2 separate regions of the Mus musculus genome follow, and region 1 is linked to region 2. Evidence: chromatin loops called from intact Hi-C (ENCODE). Cell type or tissue: gastrocnemius. All regions are shown on one strand. Links, peaks and the distances in the headings refer to the core of each region. The heading gives the core; the rest is flanking DNA.

Evidence for each region. Hi-C counts contacts between places; a loop is a spot of excess contacts. Peaks named below come from ENCODE experiments on the same cell type or tissue, not always from the same donor. Only the 100,000 strongest peaks of a DNase experiment are listed, where the experiment ranks them.
Region 1: a loop joins it to region 2, with 5 times the contacts of the local background. A loop is called at or near these places in 8 of 42 quality-filtered maps.

The regions. Positions count from the first base shown.
Region 1 is chr9:114,111,159-114,123,094 of GRCm38, forward strand. It overlaps Gm29825 (predicted gene, 29825), which reads left to right and starts at 6,930. Exons shown (of 27, transcript NM_001378688.1): 1 at 6,930-7,027; 2 at 9,312-9,382; 3 at 10,222-10,246. The coding sequence starts at 7,003. In gastrocnemius, for the core only: a CTCF peak has its summit at 5,722 (motif pointing left); DNase peaks (open chromatin) are centred at 4,491 and 5,729.
Region 2 is chr9:113,734,735-113,746,555 of GRCm38, forward strand. Clasp2 (CLIP associating protein 2) reads left to right here and starts at 6,739. Exons shown (of 40, transcript NM_001114347.1): 1 at 6,739-7,141. The coding sequence starts at 6,947. Gm38623 (a long non-coding RNA gene) reads left to right here. Exons shown (of 4, transcript XR_001779313.2): 3 at 1,007-1,108; 4 at 3,881-5,089. In gastrocnemius, for the core only: a CTCF peak has its summit at 7,955; DNase peaks (open chromatin) are centred at 6,729, 7,093 and 7,888; H3K4me3 peaks cover 2,581 bases; H3K27ac peaks cover 4,277 bases.

The DNA of each region.
Region 1 (11,936 bases), core at 1,766-9,765, 370 kb after region 2:
TACTAATCCCTTTCCTTTGTGTGTACATACTTGTGCTGGTAGAGGTCAGCCTTAAGTGCCATCCCTCAGGAGCCGTGGTACTTGAGACAGCGTCTTTCTCTGGGATCTAGGGAGGCCAGCTGGCCAGCCAATGAATCCCACAAACACGCCTGTTCCCACCTCCCCGGTGCCGGGAGTATAACCACACACCACTACATCTGTTGGCCTCTCACACGCTGCTGGCATCAAACTCAGGTCCAGGAGTTTACACGCCAAGCATCGTGCCAGCTGAACTGCTTCCCAGTCCTCCCTCTGTTCCTTTTGCTTCTAAGATACAATCCTGCTATTTAGCCCAGGCTGGCCTAGAACCCCCTGTGTTGGCCTTGAACTCATGTTCTTCCTTGCTCAGGCTCCTGCTTGCAGGCATGAACCACCACAACTTATGGCTACCTTCACCTTGTAAACGGAGGCACTGATATCTTGCATACTAGCTCCAAGAAGGCACTGAACCAAAGCCACCAGTGACCCAAGCCAGGAGTCTGTGGCAGATGCTCTGAGGTACTAGGAGAGAGCTGTTGACCTTACCGAGAGATTTTTCAAAAGCACTCGCACAAAAAACAAAAAGCACCCGCACAGCATTGCTGCCTGGCTGGATTTGAGTGGGTCAGCCCTCGCTGCCCTGAGTGAGTGGGTATGAGTGGGTCAGCCCACACTGCCCTGAGTGAGTGGGTATGAGTGGGTCAGCCCACGCTGCCCTGAGTGAGTGGGTATGAGTGGGTCAGCCCACGCTGCCCTGAGTGAGTGGGTATGGGTGGGTCAGCCCACGCTGCCCTGAGTGAGTGGGTATGAGTGGGTCAGCCCACGCTGCCCTGAGTGAGTGGGTATGAGTGGGTCAGCCCACGCTGCCCTGAGTGAGTGGGTATGAGTGGGTCAGCCCACGCTGCCCTGAGTGAGTGGGTATGAGTGGGTCAGCCCACGCTGCCCTGAGTGAGTGGGTATGAGTAGGTCAGCCCACACTGCCCTGAGTGAGTGGGTATGAGTGGGTCAGCCCCCACTGCCCTGAGTGGGTATGAGTTGGTCAGCTCAGGCAAGCCTGAGCTACCCTGGTGTCTGTTCTTGCAGGAACATGCTACCAAGGCAGCCGGGGACTGGTCCTGCCCCTGGCTGCAGACAGGAAGGGCAATATATAAACCTTCTGACTGGGGCTCACTTAAGTTTCTCCCCACCCCACCCCGTGTACATAGCTTCTACTCCCCCACACTAGGTCATTCAAGTCTGGAGTCACCAGAAAAAAGAAGTCGCTGTTTGGGGGATGGCAGATGATCAAGAGTTCAGACAGCTGCGATGAACGATTAGTTGTGGTTTCTTCTCACAGCCTCGCTACCAACTGTGCTGCCATCCATGTTCAAACACTATTAAGTGAGAATGTTTTCTCTGGCACCAATCCATCTTCTCCCCACAGTTTAAGTATTGATTTAAAAAAAAAAAACTGAAGTAGCTTTGGTTTGCAGCTCACATTTAAAACTTAAAAAAAAAAGTTATTTCCATAAAAGTTGGCAGAAACTGGCCACTGTTCATTCCCCCAGTGGCTATAATAAGCCCTTGCCCACTGACAATCTAACAGATCTTTTTCTGTTTGCCACTGGGTTGCGTTCAATAAAATTTTTGTGCTTAACATTCCCTTAATAAGGGCTCCTAAGAGCACCATTTCCTTCCTAGGGCAGGCTTTGTGGGTAATGTTCCCAGCAGCTCTCCTGGATTCTAGAGGTGACTGGAGCCCCAGTTAGTGGCCATTAGAATGTCTTGAACTCAGACAGATACTCAGGTACTGAACTCAGTGCTCAGTGTTTGCTTAGCATGCCCAAACCCTTGGTTCACTCCCCAATACTGCGTGTGTGCAAAACACACACACACACACACACACACACACACACACACACACCCCTTGCCTGCTGTGCATCCCAAGGTTCCCTTTATTTCAAGGGTGATGGCTCACACCTGTAACCCCAGCACTGGAGAGGTCAAAGGCAGGAGGATCAGGGGTTCAAGGTCATCTTCAGCTTGAACAAAAAGAAGAAGAAAAGAATCTGTGTGTTGGCTCACCCCTTTAATCCCTGCACTCAGCAGACAGGGCACGGGGATCTGTGTGTCTTTGAGGCCAGCCTGGTCTAAGTAGCAAGTTCTAAACTAGGCATGGCTGCACAGTGAGACCCCGTGTCAAAACAACAAGAAGTAATCTTGAACCTGATAGGCTGTTGGTCAACCTCACATGCACGTGCATACACTAACTTTTCCTTGGTATCTCTCCTCTCTGGAAGTCAAGTCTAAAGGCTGGTATGGGGTTCACACCCATCATCCCAGCACTTGGGGGACTGAAACAGGAGGACTATCTTGAGTTCAAGACCAGACCGGGCTATAAATCGAGGCTCCAGATCTCAAAATACAAAACCAGATTATAGGTTGAGTCTGAGTGGCTACAAGTGATAGATAGCCCTTAGGGTGTGACATTCAGACTTCTGGAATTTCCTAGAGTTGATCAGATGGGTCATTGTGATGGGGTCACTCACAGATAGCCCTTGCTCCATCCTGGGGGGGGGCACAAAGGATAAATAGACCATCTCAGCGCAGACTTGGAAATCCCCATAAACTTACACTGCTTGCTTTAAAGAAATCTTGTGTTTGTTTTGTTTTGTTTTGTTTTTAAAGGACAGGCCAAGCTGTTGCTGATTAAACAAACTGTAGCATTTCAAACCACAGCATTGTCAGCCTCGAACATACTGGAACACACTGCTGAGTTGGGTACCCAACTTTTAAAGGCCCCAACTCAAACAGTATCCATATTATTTACCCTAACTCTAAAGACAAGGGCCTTAAGGCAAATTCAGGAGCCAGGACGTTCTCTGGAATTCTGGGGAAGCAGCTAGCCTCAGCCCGACCACGCTCCAGTCCAGCCTCCTTCCTGCCCTGGCCACGCCCCAGCCCAGCCTCCTTCCTGCCCCGGCCACGCTCCAGGCCAGCCAGTAGGTGAAGAAGAAAATACTTGGGTCCCCGCCTCAGGCTCTGCCCTCTGATGATTCCAAATTTTATCTGCATCCTGAGCCTCTCAGACCAACCTCAGGCCACCAGCTCTGTGCCAGATCCCTTCCCCGCCCACTGGTGCCATTAGTCACTTTCCTGTGGCTGTGACCAAATACTGACAAGAAGCAGTTTAGGGGAAGAAGGGTTTATTTCAGGGTACGGTTCAGGAAGACATTCCGCTGTGGGAAGAAGCGGGGCGAGGTACCAGCTGGTCACATTCAGTCGCCTCGGGAGCAGAGAGATGAACACCCGTGCCAGCTCACTTTCTCATTTTTCAGTCCTGGGCCCCAGCCCAGGAGAGGGGCCAAGCACAGTTAGGGTAGGTCTTTCTACCTCCGTTTACCAATCGAAACTCCTTCCCTCACGGGCATGCTTAGAGGATTGTCTCCTGGGCCATTCTAAACCCTGTTTCGCTGACAGTATTAGCCTCTCACCGATGTTGGTAAATGAGATGTCATTCTTCCTATCTTTCAGGCCCACATTCTGCTGCCGTCTTTGAGACTTCTTACATTCAACACGCACGCCCCATTATCAACTCCCAGGATGGCGCTTTCAAAATCCACATAGAATCTAACCACTTAGAATGGATGCAGCCATTGCTCTGGGAGACCCTGCAGCAGCCCATCCCCAACACCCTCTGCTCAGGTTTCCTGTGGCAGGGCAGTGAGTGACTGACTGTGGGGCCTGCAGACACGCCACCGTGCAACCCGAATGCTGGCACCCTTCAGCACAACCCAAAGGCTTAACTACAGACTGTCGGGCATCTGTCTCAGGCCCACATGCCTGCCCAGCCTTCCCTCCTAGGTCCTGGGTCCATGCCTCTCCTACAGGTCTCCCTGCAGCGTCCTAGATCGACAATCGCTACACCCTGAGACTTGATGCCCCAAGGCCAATCTCACCTTATCAGTCAACCCGATCGGTTGTCAACCTCATTCCAACCCCTGCTCCTCCCTGCTTCCTCCCTGCTTGTTCTCCAGTCAGCATCCTACAACTAGGAAACCGAGGTTCCTACAAACACATGAGCATTCCTCTTCCTGCAGACTCCAAGCTGTGAGGACAGGGCGGGTGGTTAACATCAAAGGTCAACATCCAGAATCACCCAAGACTTGAGACTCCAGGCCTGAGACGGGGTTTCTAGGTTTCCTTACCTGAGGTGGGAAAGCCCACGGTAAATGCAGCTAGGCCTGTCTAGGGGCTGGACCCCAGATGGAATAGAGAGAAGTGAGCCTATCGCCAGCGTTCTACTTCCTGCCTACAGATAGATGCTCCAGCAGCCATGACCTCCCTCCATCATGAACTTAAGCTGCTGTGACTCCTGCCGCCATGACGTCCCCTCCCAAATCCACCCTGCACCACTTCTCACCATGGTGACCTCCCATCTCCGTGACCTCCCACCCCCACTGTGACATCCCACCAGTGTGAACTCCCACCATGGTGAACTCCACCCCACCTGTGACCCCCCCTCCCCCGAAACCTCCACCACCGTGACCTCTCTCCCACCCACTGTGACCTCCCACCACCGTGACATGATAGCACGATAGAGTCCACCCTCTTACTGAGAGTCAGACAAACCCTTCCGAAGTCGCTTGTGTCATGTATTCTGTTGCAGCTCCCAGACCAGGAACTAACAGAAGCAGCTTTTCCTTTGGTGACTCCGCATGGGACCTCTGCTGTCAGTCAAATGCCTAATGTGGAACAGGAACCCCACAGGCCTTAGGAGAATAAAGAAAGCTAAATCCACCCCTGGCCTGTATCATTTCTAACCCTGAGACTTATAACCGGGTACTGTTCACATTAAATGACATTGTAACCCCTGGTGTATTCTGAGGACTCCAAGAAACTGAGCAGAGGCCACCTTCGGTTGTTGTGAGCAAGGAGGAGCTCAGGTTAGGCCGAGTGAACCAAGTGAAGGTGACCCTGAGGCCCCAACCTCAGCCTTTATCTTCTGCCACCTTTTGTCCTTAACAAGTGGCATAAAGGAGAGGAACGTCTGGAAGGACGGAGAGACCAAAGAAATTCTCCAAATATATTTATCATCTTTTAGTGTTTTTCTTACTTAAAAAATAATACTGATTTTTCTTCAGGGATGAGAAAGCAGACCACAGAAGACTGTCTTTCTGAACATGGGGGAGACACATGGGATCAGAGGGGAGACGAACGTGACTTTGAGGAGGACAGACTAGATGAAGGGAACACATGTGTGAAGGGAAAGACAGGCATGAAGACGTGTAACCATGAAGACAAGCGTGAATACTGAGTGTGAACAAGGGGAAGTCAGGCTTGTCCTTGGTAGGGAGAGATGGTGGCTTCCTTCTTACTTTAAGAAGAGAAGGCTGTGAGATATCAACAACCCAGGCACTTGAAGAAAGAGGAACGCGGAAGAGAGGTTCCTTAGCCCCTGTGGACTAGACAGACTCGTCCATCTCTAAAAAGTCGTCCACATACTCCACAACCTCTCCCTGTAAGAGATGGCAGACACCTCAGTTAGGCAGGCCACAGGGCACAAGAGGCGTCAGAGACAGGAAGAGAGTTTCCCAGAGGACTTCGTTTAAAACTAAACCTCATAGGATTCTGAGGATGGTCTTGGTGGAGGAGTCAATAGACCTTTGTTCCTCTTCCCAATGTACCACCACATCCAACATCAACAGGCTTTCATATGGTGCCATCTTGTGGTGCTCCGTGGGAATGCAGAAGAGAAGCCCGGGCAACCTTCATGGAAACCTGTCCAGTGGGGTTGAAGCTGGAAAAATAAAAAAAAATAAAAAAAAATTTAAAAAGAGTTTATTACTCTTTCTCTTCTGCTTTTCAGTATTCATTGTGTGTTGGCGTTTGGTCTGTTGCTATGCACTGTAGTGATCAATGCTGGTCCCCAAGATCTGGCTGCTGCAATGAGGAGATCCTTGGTCAAGAGGAAATCATCGCATATACCAAGTGATGCTATGGAAACTTGCTCCTTAGTTTAAAGCTATTGGTTAAATAAACAGGTTGACAACTCGTAACTGGGCAGAAGAGAGGTAGGCAAGGCTTCAGGTGCGGGGCTTGGGGTCTGAGGCAGAGAATACCAGGAGAGAAAAGAGAAGAAGAAGGAAGATGCAGGGGTAGGTGGAAAGTGAGAACATGGCAATGAGGGCCAGACATTTGGAAAGGAGTGGGCCATGAGAAACATGGCAAGTTGTCCCTGAGGATCATTGACTGGAAAGTAGACTGACTAGCATAAAGGGTGGATATCTGCCCAGCTCTAGTGCTTTTAAGGCTTATTATAAATTTAAAAGTTTTGTGTCTTTATTTGGGAGGTAAATGATCAAAAGTGGGGTAGAAACCTCCAATTAATCTTTCTACATTAATTATGTCTTTAATTGAACTATTAAGGACAGATAGACACATGGTTGGGGCTGTCTTAGTTACTTTTCTATTTTTTTTTTTTTTTTGTGATAAAACACCATGACCAAGTCAGCTTGTTAAAGAAAATATTTAACTTAGAGTTTAAAGTTTCAGGGAGTTAGAATCCATAGCCATCATAGCAGGGAGCAAGGCAGCAGACAGGCAAAAATGGCCCTGGAGCAGTAGCTGACAGCTCACATTTTGATGTGTGAGAAAGAGATTGAAAAAGACCTTTGTGAAGTAGGCATCTAAACAGGGTTCTTTAGAACCATGTAAGCAGATGAGAGAAAACTAACTTTGTAGTTGATCGTTCTTAGATCAAGAACATTGGTATTTATAATAACCCACACTGTAGTCCTGAACTTGTATGCGCAGACTCGCCTAAGTAGCAGATGTTGGCTGTCATGGTATGATTATGAGTTCACTATGCAAGCTCTGTGACTTATGGCTGACCCGTACCTAGTTATGTTCAGGCCTGAGAGCTGAGTGCCAGTATACTTTGAGATTTCCTCAGAGTACACGTCTATAACTACAGAGCGATAGTAGTGTTGGAATCTGAGTATAATGGGTAACTGTTGTGATACCCGAGGTATGATATTACTAGCCATTTAGTGCTTTTGCTTCAACTAGACTGGTTAATATTTCTCAAAATATTTTGTGTAAATACTTATAACTGCTGTATTATTAGAATTATGTTTTATTTTATTTTATTTTATTTTTGAGACAGAGTTTCTCTGTGTAGCGCTGCCTATCCTGGAACTCACTCTGTAGACCAGGCTGGCATCAAACTCAGAAATATGCCTGCCTCTGCCTCCCAAGTGCTGGGATTAAAGGCATGCACCAGCACGCCTGGCTCTAGAATTATGTTTTATTATATATTATATTTTAGTCTACAAAATATTTTGACATTAGAATTTAATGTGTTTGTATGTATGTATGCGTCTATATATATTTGTATTTCCTCCCTCAAGATTGTGCTTCATAGACATAACACTATATCATAAACATACCAAGAAATAACTAAGGTTCTCTGTTTTGAAATTATTAACCTCAGAAAAAAGGAGTGGCTTCACAGTGGTGGGGATAAATTATGATATAAATCTCCCACTATAATGTGTGCCTATTTTCATTTTTAACAAACATTCCGTGTCATTTTCTTATTAGGTATATTTATTCACTAAAATGTAGGTATGTCTTTTCCACATATGTGAAGGTTTAGAGTGTGTACCTACTCCATATTGAATAATTTAAATCCATAATTTATGATTTATCCTGAATTGTAGACATCACAAATAGGTAACATTGTGACCCACATCTCTTTGGAGTGAGGTATCACCCAATAAGTTGATTATTTTGTTCTGGATGACTGATCACTATTTCAACAAATGAAGTAGAGAATAGATGAATTAGACTGGTGAACTAACTAGAGAGTCAGGAATTATTTACAGTAATCCGTGAGCATAGTGTTCGTATATGGTGAACAAAAAGAATAGTGTGCAGAGGTAATCGTTCTGTGCGTGTAGAAACATGGTGCTGAAAAGATGTATTAACCCTTCCTGCTGTTTTCACGTGTGATGTGGTTTATTTATCCTGACACTGCTTCAGAGAGCTATAGCTTTCTTGATGAATTGGGCAAAACCTAAATATAAAGAGGTTCATATTTGTGAAAAGCTAATTAACCAAGATGGTAGGTTTCCAGTGTACACGTCAGGATGTCTCAAGTCTGTAGAAGTCCTAGGCATTATCTACTTTATGACATCAAATCCATGGTCACTTTATCACAGGACACCACTGTCACATTTCAACCTAGTCATTGCAAGGAAGTACCAGCCCTTCTCGTCAGCTCACAGATGCGTAGGACTGGGATCCTTATCCTCACACCTGGCCTAAAGCCAACTACAAATAGAGAGATCTTTAATTGATATCTGGTGGAAATACAAATGTTACCCTCAAAAGTGCAGAGACCTTGTGAGCCACAACCTGGGAGAGTGACACAAGTACTCAGAATATCTACCCAGTTTTTAGAGCCCCCATTACCCTTGGAGCAACTCTCACATAGAGCTGAGTTAGAGGACTTGAATGGCCAGCAGGATCCAGATACTCCTCTTCCTTATCACTGTTCTTTTTAATCTGGATGCTACAAAGCACATGAGAATAAAAGGAGAAACAAGGCACAGGGTACTTATTATTGTTTTCCAGAAGTCAATAAATTATTGCATGTCAAAGGATGAATGGATCAATATAGTTACACCATGTCCCTTATACTAAATTCACTTCCCCAGGAAAATGTATGTGTTAAAAAGCTAAAATTCTGTGTTTATGATGAATGCAGAATCAGAATGTGTCAACTGATGGAGGTTGAAATATGCTTGTGAGATGTGATGAAGAGATTCTTCAGTCCTTTTGGGTTTCAAAATGCTTAAAGGGAAGGATGATCATATGTGGTTTCATCGTGACATTTATTTTAATGAGGAGAATGAGATGTCTTGATAGTAGAGGTGCTTGTCATTGCACCTGATATTCTGTCTCTAACCCCAGAACCCCAAATAATAGAAGGCATAACTAGATACCAACAGTTGCCCTTGGATGTGCTCCCTCCCAAACTGAATCCATGCACTAGGTAGTTACATATTAAACCATAGACCCTTATGTTGCTTTATATTCCCGTCCTCTAGAAAGCAAAAGGAAAAAAAAGGGAAAAAAAGCTTTTTAGTTTTCTAGTCTTTGCCTATACTCACCATCAGGAAAGACAGCCCAGTAGTAGCCTAACTGAATCTAATCACATGTACTGCCTCAGTACACTTTTATCGATGTCAAAATGCTTGTGTAAATAAGTGGTGCCATGAGCTGACAGTGACTTTCTGTCCCTCTAGTCCTACCTCAAGAATGTACTGACACACCCTTCTCAACTGATGACCGTCCTCGGACAAAATCCTCACTGACCGTAAGAAGCCCTCTTCCTTTATATAAGAGAAAATTACTTTAATGATTCCCGCATGTGTTTATGACTATAGCACACTTGAAAAAGTAAAGTTGATTAAGTGTTTCATGTATTAAATATTTTATTTAGGAGGAAAAGGAAATGTAATTATATCAGATCGGGATTTATTAGAACTGTATCAGGTAGTGACTTTGAGTCAGGGCAGACTGTCTTCTGGACAATAATATTCTGCCTTCAATACCAGTATGTAAATTTCACTCAGAAGGTGGCAGGCATATCATTCATGTAGACTTGAATGTTTACATAAGCGTTTACTCCTTTTATGGCTTCTAGAGCCTGTGGTTTAGGTTGAATCTGATTATGTTCCCCAAAGATGGATGTAGAGGAAGCATCATATGTCCTAGCATGGCATGTTCAGGTGCCAAGAACTTAAGACATAAGGATGCATGCAAATGATTGGCGTGCATCCCAAAAGGGGATAGTATCACTAAATAGGTGTTAGCTTCACCATATTGTCATGTAACTCAGCTAACCTTCAGTAGAAGCCAATGCATAAGGTTGCCTGATGTGGCACTTAGTCAGTAAATATGGGAAACACTCTAGTTTTTGTCACAAAGTAGGCATCTTGAGGTATTCTGTGTCAGTATCACATAATATACTAATACGGAACATTTCCCCTGAGTCTCTAATAGTCAGTAAGAGTCAGTAGATTAGTAAGAGATTTGATTAGCTCGACAAACTTGGTACAATTATGTCCTGTCAAGAGGTGAACCAAAGAGTTGTACAAACAGGATTGAGCATCATCTAAGTCTCTTAAGTGTTTTCTTTCCTGTATGTTACAGGTGGGCTCCAGAAAACGCCGGAACAGTATGTATCCTGCAGTCGCTGAAGACATGTGTTAGATATGAATTGTGTTAATACTGCTTGTCTTTTGTCTGGTTGCACCACAGTGAGCAAATCAGCTTGTATTGATTGAAAAATCAGATGTTTGTTCTTAAAAAAAGTGATGCCTGAAGTGAGAAATTGTAGCCCTGTGTGTACAGCTGTGACCTCTTTAGTTTGTTGTTTTGTTCACGAGGCTGCCTCTAAACCTATCTTATCTACACAGATATCCAAGTTACTCAACTCAATCTACAGAGAAAAAGTTTTGAAAAAAAGTCAGAATAGACAATTTACTCATGTGTTTAAAGTTTGCCACAGCCACATGTGGTAGGTTGATTTGCATTTTTCTAGGCAGATGAATAAACCAAGATTCAGAGTAAGTGACAGAGATCTTTAGATATGCAGTGCAGCATTAGATTTAACCCAACAGAGGGCGTAAAAAATAAAAACAGGGAAGACTTTCCAGTTTTCTAGCATCAGCCTGTAATAACTCAAAGCTACAGGAATCCCAAAGACTGCTGGGACTACCACAGTGCTCAGAAGACCTGGGCAGTGTAATTCACCTGCCTACAGACATGAACAAGGATGAAAGAAAAGCCCATGTTTTTGTGCAGATTACTGACTCTGTGCTCCATTGAAACTGGCTACATGTATATGAACGGAGGTCATGCTAGGCTTGGTTGGTTCCTTCTAGTAAAACCTGGCGAAAAGCTTTAAAGGATTGACACTATTTAGCATGAACACAAAGAACAAAACAGCTAAGGCAAAGCATTCACTAAGAACTCTGGTCACCACCTAGATACTGATCTTTGCTATCCAATTTTAAAAAAAATATATATGATATTTTTGCTTTGGTTTTATTTGTTTGTTTGTTTGTTTGTTTTTCTTTTGAGACAGGGTTACTCTGCCTCTGACTACAGGAGTAAACTACCACTTCCATGGAATACACATACAAAAGGGAGGTACATTCTATGCTCCAAGAGACTTTCCTCTCAGTAGTGGTCAGTCTCCACATTTTAAGTGTGAATACTGAGAAGATATATTCAGCAGCGAACCACATGACTCAATATCATTATTTCAAGTGTTTTCTGCATAGTTCATCTATAGTGTTAGCACTTTGCTACACTGTGGTTTGATTAAGGGAAACTAGTGTGAGAATATGAAGTAGCTCAGTTGTGTCATTGTCAGACCATGCTTAGGATGTCCATGACCCAAAGTCTGTATCTTAGTTCTACATAAAATGTTCTCAGGATAGCTTCATCCTATTAATACTTATCCTAGAGAAGTGAAGGAAGGAGAAACACAAGTTCAAGTTCATTCTTTTCTGTAGAGTGAATTACTTGCTAGACTAGAATAGACACTTTTCCCGAAAAAAAAATTTTATAAACAGAGAAGGTCAGACTGGTGAGAGAGGCATGACCAGGTATGGTGCACTCTCACTGCCCTGCAGTCAGTACCAATATCTAAGCAGAAACTAAGAAAGGCCATACAGGTGGGCAGTGAGTATGTCACCTACAAAGTAATGTGAACACACACTGCCTATTATATCACCAATGCACCAGGCTGCTGTTCTTGTCAGTTCATGTTGAGGACATGTCCAGGCTTGGCTAATTGAAAGGAAGTTTCTATTCAGCCCAACCATCATGTGACAAATTAGTCTTGAGTAACTTTGAAA
Region 2 (11,821 bases), core at 3,822-11,821:
AGCAAAAAAGTCCTAGTGATAAACTAGTTTTGTGTAGACCCATCTATTAAACAGCCACTATGACCGCATGGACAGGACTTACTCGTTACTAGGACCTGACCATATGTCCCCAACATAGAGAAGAAAGGATTCTGGCTGCCAGCATAACAAGAACAATCCCAAGGATAACCAGCTCTGTTTTCCTGTGTCTAGGCCTTCCTCGTGCCCAGCTCAGTAAGAGCTAAAACTGAGGCACTCAGGTCAAACCAAGCAGCCGGCCCCCTTACCCTCATAGCAACTCAAAGGAGGATGGGCAGATAAGTTTCTTTCTTTCCTCCCTCCCTCCCTCCCTCCCTCCCTTTTTGCTTTCCTTTTGCTTCTTTTCTTTTCTGATTTTTTTTGAGGCAGGGTTTCTCTGGCTGTCCTGGAACTCACTCTGTAGATCAGGCTGGCATAGAACTCAAAGATCTGACTTTTTTTTTTTAACGATTTATTTATTGTATGTATGTGAGTACACTGTAGCTGTCTTCAGACATATCCGGAAAGGGCATCAGATACCACTACAGATGGTCATGAGCCACCATGTGGGTGCTGGGATTTGAACTCAGGACCTCTGGAAGAGCAGTTGGTGCTCTTAACCACTGAGCCATCTCTCCAGGCCCATCTCTGCCTCTTGAGTGCTGAGATTAAAGATGTGTACCACCACTAGACTTTTAAGAATCTCTCTCTCTCAGCCAGGCAGTGGTGATGAACGCCTTTAGTCCAGCACTTGGGAGGCAGAGGCAGGCGGATTTCTGAGTTTGAGGCCAGCCTGGTCTACAGAGTGAGTCTATGGAGTTTCAGAAACAACATGTACCTTTTGCTGCCCTTCCCAGAAAGCAGAAAAAGAACTGTTTGCAACAAAGTGTTCTGGGACAGAGTTGGGCTAGTCTGGGATTCTGTCATATACTTGGTTTCATCTCTACATGTGCCCATATATTTGTTTCTGGAAAATTCTGAGTGCTAAAGACTGTTCTTTTTGAAAAAGGGTCCCACTATGTAGCACCACCCAGCCAGGAATTTACTGTGGAACACATTAGGCATGCACTGCCTTCCTCTGCCTACCAAGCTCCCGAGGGCTGGATTACAGGTATGCATTACCACACCCAGCTAAGACTTATCTTCCTGAAAATGATTCTTATCATTTATTTCATACTAATACCTTTATAGATGTCCCCATTACAAATTAACAATTGCCAGCAGGGAGAGAGAGAGAGAGAGAGAGAGAGAGAGAGAGACCCCTCCCCCACTTGCTACCTGCTCCAGGCAGGCCCCATCACTCACACTGGCCAGCTGCAGCACCCAGGAGAGCTGGGCCTGTACCTTACCTGGGCAGTACAGTGGAGCTGGCCCTGGTGGCTAAGGGGCAGGTTAGCCAGCCCTGAGGGCATGAGAACAGGAGAGTGGGCCCCACTCCTTGATGGCTGCAGCATTGGGTAAGCTAGCTGGGACAGTGCTGCTCAGTTACCACTAAGGCCCAATCCAGGGCTTTGAGCTGGCCCACCCAACCCCCATTCATGAACTGCTGGAGCTCATGAAGGGTCAAGTTCTGCAGATCTAAAGCTGCAGTCTCCAGGACACAGGGCAGTAATAGGATATCCAAGAGGTTAAGTTAAAAACAAATTAACAATTGCCTTGCCAATAACATATATTTATTTAAATGAAAGGAAACGGCTGTTGTGTATGGATCATGTATGATCCCGAATGATATTTAAATATTATTTTTACAGGAAAACAAATTTTCAGATTGGCAACTTGTTTTCTGTCCTAAACAAATTTGGAAATATCTATTATTTAAAGTATCACTAACTTCTTTCCTTCCTCTTCAGTTTCCCAAGGTAATTAAAAATCAATATCAAAGTTCTGAGCAATTTTAAATTGAGCTGTATATTTTATCATGTTTTAGTCAGGGCACCCACAGTTTCCTTAGACAGTTGCATAATTTGATTTGAATGTCACTTTTTGTTGTTGTTCCTGTGGAAGGGTCTGGCAATGTAGCCCAGTATGGTCTCAATTTTGTGACTTCCCCCTGCTTCAGTCTCCCAAATCCTGACATTGCAGTTATGTGTCACGATACTGACTTTAAATGTCACTTTTTTTCCTTCAAATACTCTGCAACTAAGCTAAACCCCTAGCTTCTTAAATGATGCTTACATTTTTTTAAAAAAAATTTTGTGTGTATGAGTTTTTGCTTGCATGTATGTCTGTGCACTACCTGTGTGCCTAAGGCCTGAGAAGGCCAGAAGAGGACACTGGATACCACTGGAACTGGAGTTTCTGACAGTTGTGAGCTACCATTGGGGTTCTGGGAATTGAACCCAGGTCCTCTGGAAGAGCAGTTAGCACTCTTAACTGCTGAGCCATCTCTCCAACCCCTCAACATACTATTTTTTTCATTAATTTATTTATTCACTTTACATCCCAATATCCCCCCTCTTCCCAGCCTCCCCTCCCACAATTCCTTTTGCATCCCCCTTCTCTTCTGAGAAGGAGGAGACCCCTTCCTGGGTATCACTCTACACTGGCACATCAAATCTCTGCAGGGCTAGGTACATCCTCTCCTACTGAGGCCAGACTAGGCAGCCCAACTAGGGGAACAGGATCCACAGACAGGCAACAGATTCAGGAACAGCCCCCATTCCAATTGTTGGGGGATCCACATGAAGACCAAGCTGCACATCTTGTACATGTCTGCAGGGGGCCTAGGTCCAGCCCATGCTAGCTCTTTGATTGGTGATTCAGTCTCTGGGCGTCCCCAAGGGTCCAGATTAGTTGACTCTGTTGGTCTTCCTGTGGAGTCCCTGTCCTCTTTGGGTCCCTCAACTCTTCCCCAAGACTCCATGAGCTCCATCTGATGTTTGGCTATGGGTCTCTGCATCTGTTTCAGTCAGCTGCTGGGTGAAGCCTCAGAGAACAGTTATGCTAGGATCCCACCTCCAAGCATAGCAGAGTATTGTTAATAGTGTTAGGGATTGGTTCTTGCCCACGGGATTGGTCTCAGTTTGGATATTTTTAATCAATTATTACTCTTTTTCCAAAGCAAGGATGAGAACCTGTTAGATTTCTGAAAAACAAACTGTAAAGATACCATCCCATTGCATGAACAGGAGGCTTCCTGAAAGTCTACAAGGACCCACCAATCCAGTGTTAAGAATTTCCACTTGATGAAAGACCATTTTAAAAATATTTTGTAACAAAAAAATATCTACAAAGTCCTGAAATAAAATCACGTCCCTGTTGCCTGCAAATGTATGTTTTAAATGGCACGTTTCCATTTCACTTAGCAGAGCTTTCTGATAAGAAAAATATACTAAAAGTTTGTGCTGCACGTCTGCTTGCCTGACTTGCTGTATTCACCATCTGTGGTTTGGGGTGAATTGCCTCACTCTGACTAGCCTAGAACAAGGGTACCATTCATCATCTCTCACAGCTCAGCGGGGCAGCAGCTTGAGAGACTCTCCCACTATTTGGCTCTGGTTCTTTCCTGAGGTGACAGCTAAGACAGCAGCCAAGGCTGTGATTGTCTGAAGGCCACAGGGAGGCTCCAAGGTCTCGTCATCTCCTGGCTTTTACCAAGGAGCAGTTGCCCTGTTGTCTTGACAGGGCAATTGGCTTCCTCTCAAGAATTATTTAAGAAGTCAAACGCGAGCCGGGCGTGGTGGCGCACGCCTTTAATCCCAGCACTTGGGAGGCAGAGGCAGGCGGATTTCTGAGTTCGAGGCCAGCCTGGTCTACAGAGTGAGTTCCAGGACAGCCAGGGCTATAGAAAAACCCTGTCTCGAAAAAACAAAAAAAACAAAAAAAACAAAAAAAAAAAAAAGAAGTCAAACGCTACTTGCATAGCTGTCTTTCATTTTCATAGGTCAGCTACGATCACCGTAGAGAGCCAGTCTGAGAACATGCAAATCTACAGGTGAAGATGGGGGAACTGCGTTGGAGGCTGACAACTCATATTTACTTTTATATTGTATTTTCAAGTGGGAACATGCACAACTCCATGCTTTTGCCATGCCCCCTTCCCCCAATAAATAATGTAATAAAAATTTCAGAACAAAGCAAAATGGAACCTTCTGCCCTGAGTGCAGATTCAGCATTTTTGACATTCCTGTTTCTGAAACCAAAATGTTGGTGTTGAGCTCTTTTCCCACAGAGGAGCTTAAATTCCTTCTGGATTTGACTTCTCCCTTATAAGCAGTTAGCTCATAATCTTAAAAAAATCCAGTCGAGGCTCTTTTCCAATTAAAGGGCTACAGGAAGGAGTCCTGCACTCCCGCACACAATGAGGAGTCAGGAGGTCAAAACCATTGTTGGTGTGGAGATGTCACATGAGGAACTCGCAGTTCCAAGTATTACAACTCAACTGCTGTTTCGGATCCGTCTTCTTTCCTCTTTCCCAGCCAGGCAAGTGTCTAACCACTTCTGTCCTCATGGAGTCATTCTACTGATACTGCTACGAGAACTCTACTGTGTGCCAACATCTGTGTTGTTTCCAGTTGGGCTGTGCCAAATCTTGAGTAAGCCACTCCCACTTGTTCCCTAATACCCCACCCAGGAGAGAACACAATGCCTTTCTTGGTGGACATTTGTTGAAAATATGACTTCAAACTAGCCATGTGGTCACTTCTTTCCTAGCTTTTGTATGGACAATAAACTCCCATTAGAAAAAAATTTACTCAGAGTTTCCACTATTTTCCCAGATAAATAGGCTGGGAAGTCAGGCTCCTGTGTTTCAATACACCATTCCAGTCCTGTTAAAAATAGACATGTTTCTAGATGCATTCTCGTGACTGATCATGAAGGGAGGTTCAGTATATCAATTTATTTTCTAAATTTCCATCTAACCCTTTCATTTCCCTGCACCTTTGTGTTTTTAAAGGTTTATGTGTATGACTGTATTTCCTGCATATCTGTATATGCACTCCATGCATGCCATTGGCCAAGGAGACTAAAAGAGAGGGTTAGACCCCCTAGGACTGGGGTTACAGACAACTGTGGGTTGCCGTGTAGGTGCTGGGACTCAAGCCTGGGTCTCTGCAAGAACAAACACTCTTGACCTCTGAGCAATTTCTCCGGCTCCTGTTGTGTTTTGAAAGAAGATCTCAGTAGCCTAGGCTGGTCTTGAACTCCTGACCCTCCTGCTGCCCATGTGCTAGGATTACTGGGGTGCTCCACCAAGAGAAAGACAGTTCCTAAATGGCAACATTCAAAGCAACACCTGTGTTATTTAAGGGATGATATTTTAAAAATTCAAAATACTTTAAAAACATTTATTTGTATGTGTACTTTTAATGTGTTATGGGTATTTTATGTACTTGTACCATGGGCATTGCCTGGCGCCTTTAGAAGTCAAAAAGGGCATCGGATCCTCTGGAACTGTAGCTAGATGGTTGTGAGCTGCCATGTGGATCCTGGGAATCGAATCTAAGTCATCTGCAAGAGATCTGATGATGCCTCTGCCTCCAAGGGCACCCAAACTCAGGTGCTTATGCCAACCATTATGGAAAACTGCAAACAACCCAGAGGCCTATTGCTATATGGACGGATGGATCAACAAGTCAGAGTATAACGGGGAAGGATTAAGTATAAAAAGGTAGAGACTTTTAAGATACGTACTTCATGGAATGAAATACCAACATTTTGCTATGAGAAGTTAGACCCAAAGATTACAGCAGCAGATTGAGCCCTAGGGATATTGGGATCAGGGTTAAAGAAACTGGGAGAGGGGGAGGAAAGGAAAAAGAACACAGTGTGGAGTTACATAACTTTAAAAAATGGAAAATTACCCTACCATGTTAGAAATAAGTTTAGAATGCAAGAGACTGAGTTCCCGACTCGTCCAAGTGTCACAGCTAAACCTGTTCTCTACAACACTGGGCTGGAGAGATGGCTCAGCAGTTAAGAGGGTTTGCTGCTTTTGCAGAGAACCCAGGTTCAGTTCCCAGCATTCACATCAGGTGGCTTACAACTGCCACTTAACTCCATCCAGATCTGACTTCCTGGAACTTTTGGTTTCTGCAAGCGGGCACACTCAGGTGCACACACGTACACATGAAATAAAAAGAAATCTTATAAGTTAACGGCCCCAGCCATCCCCAAACAAAACTCGAGTTCTGTGGCTCAGGCTTGGGAGGCAGGGGTAGGGCCAGAAATGTAAGACCATACTGTAGGGTGAGTTCGAGGACATCCTGTGCTGCCTTTAGTCTCTGTCCAAACAAAAATCAAATTAAAGTCGCCCAGGGCAGAGGTGGTTAGTGGGTAACGGCGGTCTGGGGGCTTCCCGAAGTGAGGGTGGGAGGTGAAAGTGCGTCAAGAGAAAATGTGGATCCATTTGCAAAACCTCGGTATCAACTGGAAACAGAAAGTCCTCCAGGGCGACTGTGGGGGTGGCAGCAGGAAGGGACAGCCAGGCCTGTGCCGAGGAAGAACGCGACCCGTGTATTCCGGTTTTAAGAGACGGCAGGGGCGGGGCAGGGAGAGAAGTACCAAAAAGTTTTGAGTCTTGATGATGGCGGCGGAGCGAATCGCCGGAGATGCCGGAATTCCCACACTGGCCTTCCAGGGTCGCCCACGCGAGGCGACCCACACGGCCCCGACAGCCCAAGGCTCGGGCCATCAGTAGCGCCACAGGCCGCAGCCCACAGGGGCTCGGGCGCGCCGGGAGGCCGGGCTGGAGGCCGGGCGCGTCGCTCTGACGTCACGCGCGCGCTGACGTCGCCGGCAGCCGCAGCCTCTGAAGCGGGGCTGGGACCGGGGGGCGCCGAGTTTGATTAGTTTAGGGGGGCCGTCCCCCGCCGGCCGCCGCACCCCAGGCAGCGGCGTCTCTGCGTGTCGGCGCGTCCCGGAGGCTTCACCGCCGCGCCTCGGCGGTGCTGCGAGGAAAGTTGGCGTGTAAGGGGCGACGGGCGTGTGAGGGGTGGCGGGCGCGGCCATGGAGCCCCGCGGCGCCGAGTACTTCTGCGCCCAAGTGCTGCAGAAGGACGTGAGCGGCCGGCTGCAGGCGGGCGAGGAGCTGCTGCTCTGCCTCGGCACGCCCGGAGCCATCCCGGACCTGGAGGACGATCCGAGCCGCCTGGCTAAGACCGTGGACGCGCTCACCCGCTGGGTGGGCTCGAGCAACTACCGGGTGAGCGGCGGTGCGAACGGGCGCGCGGCCGGGGCGGGCGGGCGCGCTGCCGCCGGGGTCCGGGGACGCGCTGGCATCGCCCCCCAGGGCTTGGGGTACGGCCCCAGGCGGCGGTTCGGTGACACGTTGCTGTGTTGCTTGGCGCTTTACAAAGTGGTAACTTGCGGCCCAAGGCTTTAAGACTTTGTAACGTTTGTCTACGCCCGATGGCAACGCCTGCGCTGAGATGGGGCGTTTGAGTACGGCGTGAAGTTGGACCGTCAAGTTCATCTCTTGCTGTTATACTTAATCTCCAGTTTCTTTTCTCTCTACCCTCTCTTCATCCCTCTCCGCCTCTCTTCCTTTTTTTTTCTTTTTTGCTTCTCTCTTCCTCCCTCTCTTTCCTCTGTCGTTCCCTCCCCGTCTCCCTCCTCTCTTTTCCTCTCCCCTCTCCCTTTCTCCCTCTTTTCTTTCGTAGTCTTTACGTGAAGGTTGAGATCACCCAAAAGCACCGTTAGCGCGTATTCAGGTCCTTCGCACGGAAGGACTGCTCATCTCATGGCATTTATTCACATTTCCCTTAATTGACAGCAGAAAGCCGTTGACCACTCATCAGTTCTCTTGTTTTCCCGCAGTTGGGACGAACTTAGATTTGAAACACTATGGTTTAGTTGATGCTGCAAACGAAGCGGGAATGGGGAGGAGTGCGGTAAGGTACGAGGAGGAATGGGTGTCCGGTCAGCATCAGGGAGTTGTTATGTAGCCACCGATGGAGAAAAGTGAATATTCTGTAATTAGTTGGAGTTGTTAGTGGTTACTTTTCTTTTTAGTCTTCTGGTGGCAGTATTGCTTTAAAATGCAGGCGGGAGCTCCCGTGGATGGAACGATTCTTAGTGATGTATCCAGCAAATAGGCTGTACTTTGAAAGCTTCTATCTATAGAGACAAGAAAAGCAGTTTTAATGATGAGATCTTTATGGAATTGTTGGAAGGTTAGACTTAGCAAGATTTAAAATAAAGTTTTCCTAGCACATATTATCAAATGTACATAATGGGTTTCACTGGCATCTTCATGCATGCATCTGTGTAATGTACGTTGTTCACTTTCACCGCTATTTCCCACTCTTGCTATTTCCATATAGTTCCTCTCTACCTTTGTATCTTTTTTTTTTTTGATTAAATGAATCAGTAAGCTTAAGGTTATTTAAAGGAGTATGGGTGAAGGGTTCAATAAAGGAACATGGGCATCTTATTAGTGACTGCATCACTGAAGAAAATATTTCCCCTATAATGTTTAAGGCCAGATTGGACTATATGATGAGGCCCTGTCTCAAAAAAAGGGGGGGGGGTAGGGGGCTTGGGGAAAGCTAATATTTACTAAAATACAGGGAGTATTAATTTCTTTTGAAGAAATTACCTAGCTCCCCTTACTGTGTAAGCAAGGCACATGTGTGCTCAGCATGGCTGTTTTGTGCTGTGTTGCAGCACTGGCTATTGTGGGAAGTCAGCCCGTTAGTAATGTTGGCTCACTGTCTCTAGAGGAAGCTGCTGGGCTTCGTTCTCCACACTGACAGTGGATTGCCTTGGAGCCTTTGCAGCCCTCAGATGTTTGTCCACAAGTGGCAGTAGTGATACCACAGTTGTCAACTCTGTTGTCACATCTCTGAGCATCCAGCTAACTGGCTAGAGTCCTTCCAGGAAGTATCTGATGTTCACACATTCTTTCCATGTTCCTTACAAGATACTTAGCCTGAGACAACTTAAGCAGTTGGAAGTGCCACAGGCCTTACAGCTTTGTCAAACACTTTCTGGTAGCGCTGCTCATTAGTCTTTATTTCTGGTACATGAATGAGTCACCTGTCTTCCTTAGGTCAGTTCCTTGGTTCTGCCATTAGATGCCACGCCTTCTTCTCTACTCAAGGACACTCATCACCCAGTTTTCTCCTTCAGAAATTACTAGTTCTCAGTACTTAATATTTTAGCATAAAACCTTTTCTAATGTTTGTTAGAGGGTATTCTATTCTAGTGAGCCTGTTATTTGGGTTTTATTTGTTTACTTACTTATTGACACAAGATTTCACTTCTCACTATGTAGCCCTGGCTAGCATAGAAGTCACTGTGTACACTAGGTTATCCTTAGATTCACAGAGATAGGCCTGTATCTGCCTCCTTTCTCTCACCTAAGGACTGGGATTAAAGGTATGTGCCACCACTCCTGGTTATTTTTAGTTTTTAAAAAATTATTTTTTGTTTTATTGTATATGTGTGTGGCTGTTTTAAATGCATGCATGTCTGTGTATGTGTGCATGGCTTGTGCCCACAGATACCAGAAGAAGGCATTTGCATCCTTTGATTTACAGACAGTTGTGAGCTGCCATGTGGATGCTGGGAATAGAACCTGGGTCCTATGGATGAGCTGCCAGTGGTCTTAACTGCCAAGCCATCTCTCCAGCCCTCATAGCTAGAGTATAATTAGTATGGTGTTAAGATAAAGTTGGAGGCCAGTGGATATACAGATGTACAGGGTTTAAGTTTGTTTATTTTTTCGAAACAGGGTTTCCTGGGGCTTAGGTTGGCCTCTATTTTACTGTACATCTAAGGCCACATGATCCTATTTTAAATGTGGTAGGCTTTATATGAGGGACAGTCCTTTAGTTCTTTGTTGGAAAGGAAAGGAATAGCAGAAGAAATCCTTGGTAGTAAGGCCTGGTTTGGTAGCAGAGACAGTGCTGTGATTTTTTTTTTCTGTTTCTTTTCTCTTTCTTTTTCTTTTCTCTCTTCTCCTCTTCCTCCTCCTCTTCTTTCTTTCTTTCTTTCTTTCTTTCTTTCTTTCTTTTTTTTTTGAGACAGGATGTGGTGACTTGAATGACAGTGGCTCCCTTAGGCTAATATATTTGAGTCTTGAGTACTCCCGTCTCCAGGTGGTGGACTGTTGAGGAAGGATTAGGAGAGGTGTGTGTGTGTGTGTGTGTGTGTGTCCTTGTTGGAGCAGGTGCGTCACTGAGGGAGGGCATTGGCGGTTCACAAACCCACACCAGGCTTGGTCTCACCTCTCCCAGTTTTCAGTTCAGGATGTAAGCCCTCAGCTACTGTTTGAGTGTCATGCTAGTCTGCTCCCTGCTCTGATGGACTGGTCCTCTGAAACTGTAAGCAAGCCTTCAATTAAGTGCTTTCTTCTATAAACTGCTTTGGCTGTGGTTTCTCTTCATAACTGTAGAACAGAAACTAGGACACAGGGTCTCTATGTAGCTCTGGCTGGTCAGGAACTCACAGAGATCCACCTGCTGAGTTCTGGGATTAGAGGTGTGTACCACCAGCTAACCACTTGACATAATTTTTTGGTAGGTCCAGTATGTCGTTGTTTTTGGATTGGTGTGAGAGTTAAGAGAAACCGTAATTAGGGATACTGCCTTCTTGAGCAATAGGATAGGCATGCTGCCTGCTAAGTTTGGAGACCAGGAGAACAAAGGCATGGAAAAGTCTGGTTTTGACTACGTCCCATTGGAAAGGTTGTTTGATATCAAAGTTAAAATGTTTAGATGATTGGGATCTTAACTCTCTTGGTGAAGTCATAACTAAAGACTTAAACTCATGCGAGTTAGTAATATGTGATATATAGACTTTGTGTTTTGAGTTTTTCCAAAAGCCTTGTAGATTTTGTGGCAATATTATGTTAATACAGTTTCCTTCTTACAAAAATGAGGAACAACTTTTAAAAGCAGGCCTTGTGAGTCTCAGGGTCTGTCTTAAGGGCTAAGTTTGCACGGTATCTGTGACCTTATGTCCTTTTTTTTGTAGAAAAGATGATCTAAGACGTGTTTGGCTTAGGTCAGAGCCCTGGTAAATTAGTAGAAGAGAATGGGAATGTTCAGTTTTTCTTTCTTTTTAATTTGTACTTCTTAAGGAGTAAAAAAAAATTACATTTGCCTATAAATATAACAGCAAACTGACTGAAAAGAATAACTTGTTTTTTTTTTTTTTCTTTTTCTTTTTGGTTTTTCAAGACAGGGTTTCTCTGTATAGCCCTGAAAATAATAACTTGTAATCATAACTTTTATTCTCCTAAAGTAATTGCTGTCTCCAATTGCTGACTCTGTCTGCTAACCTAGGCCTAGCCCTGGAAGCATCTAAGCTCTGTATAATCTTATCTAGGCCTAGAATGTTTTCGGCTTCTTTCTGAACTTGATGTCTGATTCAACTCAACTGAGCTGTTCTGGCTCAAAACCCCTCTCCACAATGACTGATTCAATCTAGCCTGCTTCCTCCCTCTTTCTCCCCCCCCCCCTTTCTTCCCTCTTCTTTTTGCTCTGCTTGACCTCAAAATAACTCCAGCAATCTGTTCTAATCTTCTGGTTCCTTCTCATCCTCTGACTTGTTTTGTCTTCACCTGTGTCTAGCTTGTTCTTCCTCTGCATCCTGTCTATCTGGAAAAGCTGCCTCCTTTGTCTTCTCTGCACTGCCTTTCAAGTAGCTTCCCTATCCTCTCTCTTCTTGTGAGAGTTGGACATAGCTTATTATGTCAGATCTTTCTCTGATTCATCACTTTGTCTACCACTCAATTAGACATCACTTTCAAACATGGGTGCTTCCTTCTACAAACTAAATTTACCTTCCTTGTTTGGGATTAAAGATGTGTACTAAGGGCATGTCTGTATTTCAGCCAGAAGGATTAAAGGTATGTGCTAAGGGGCTGAGCCACACC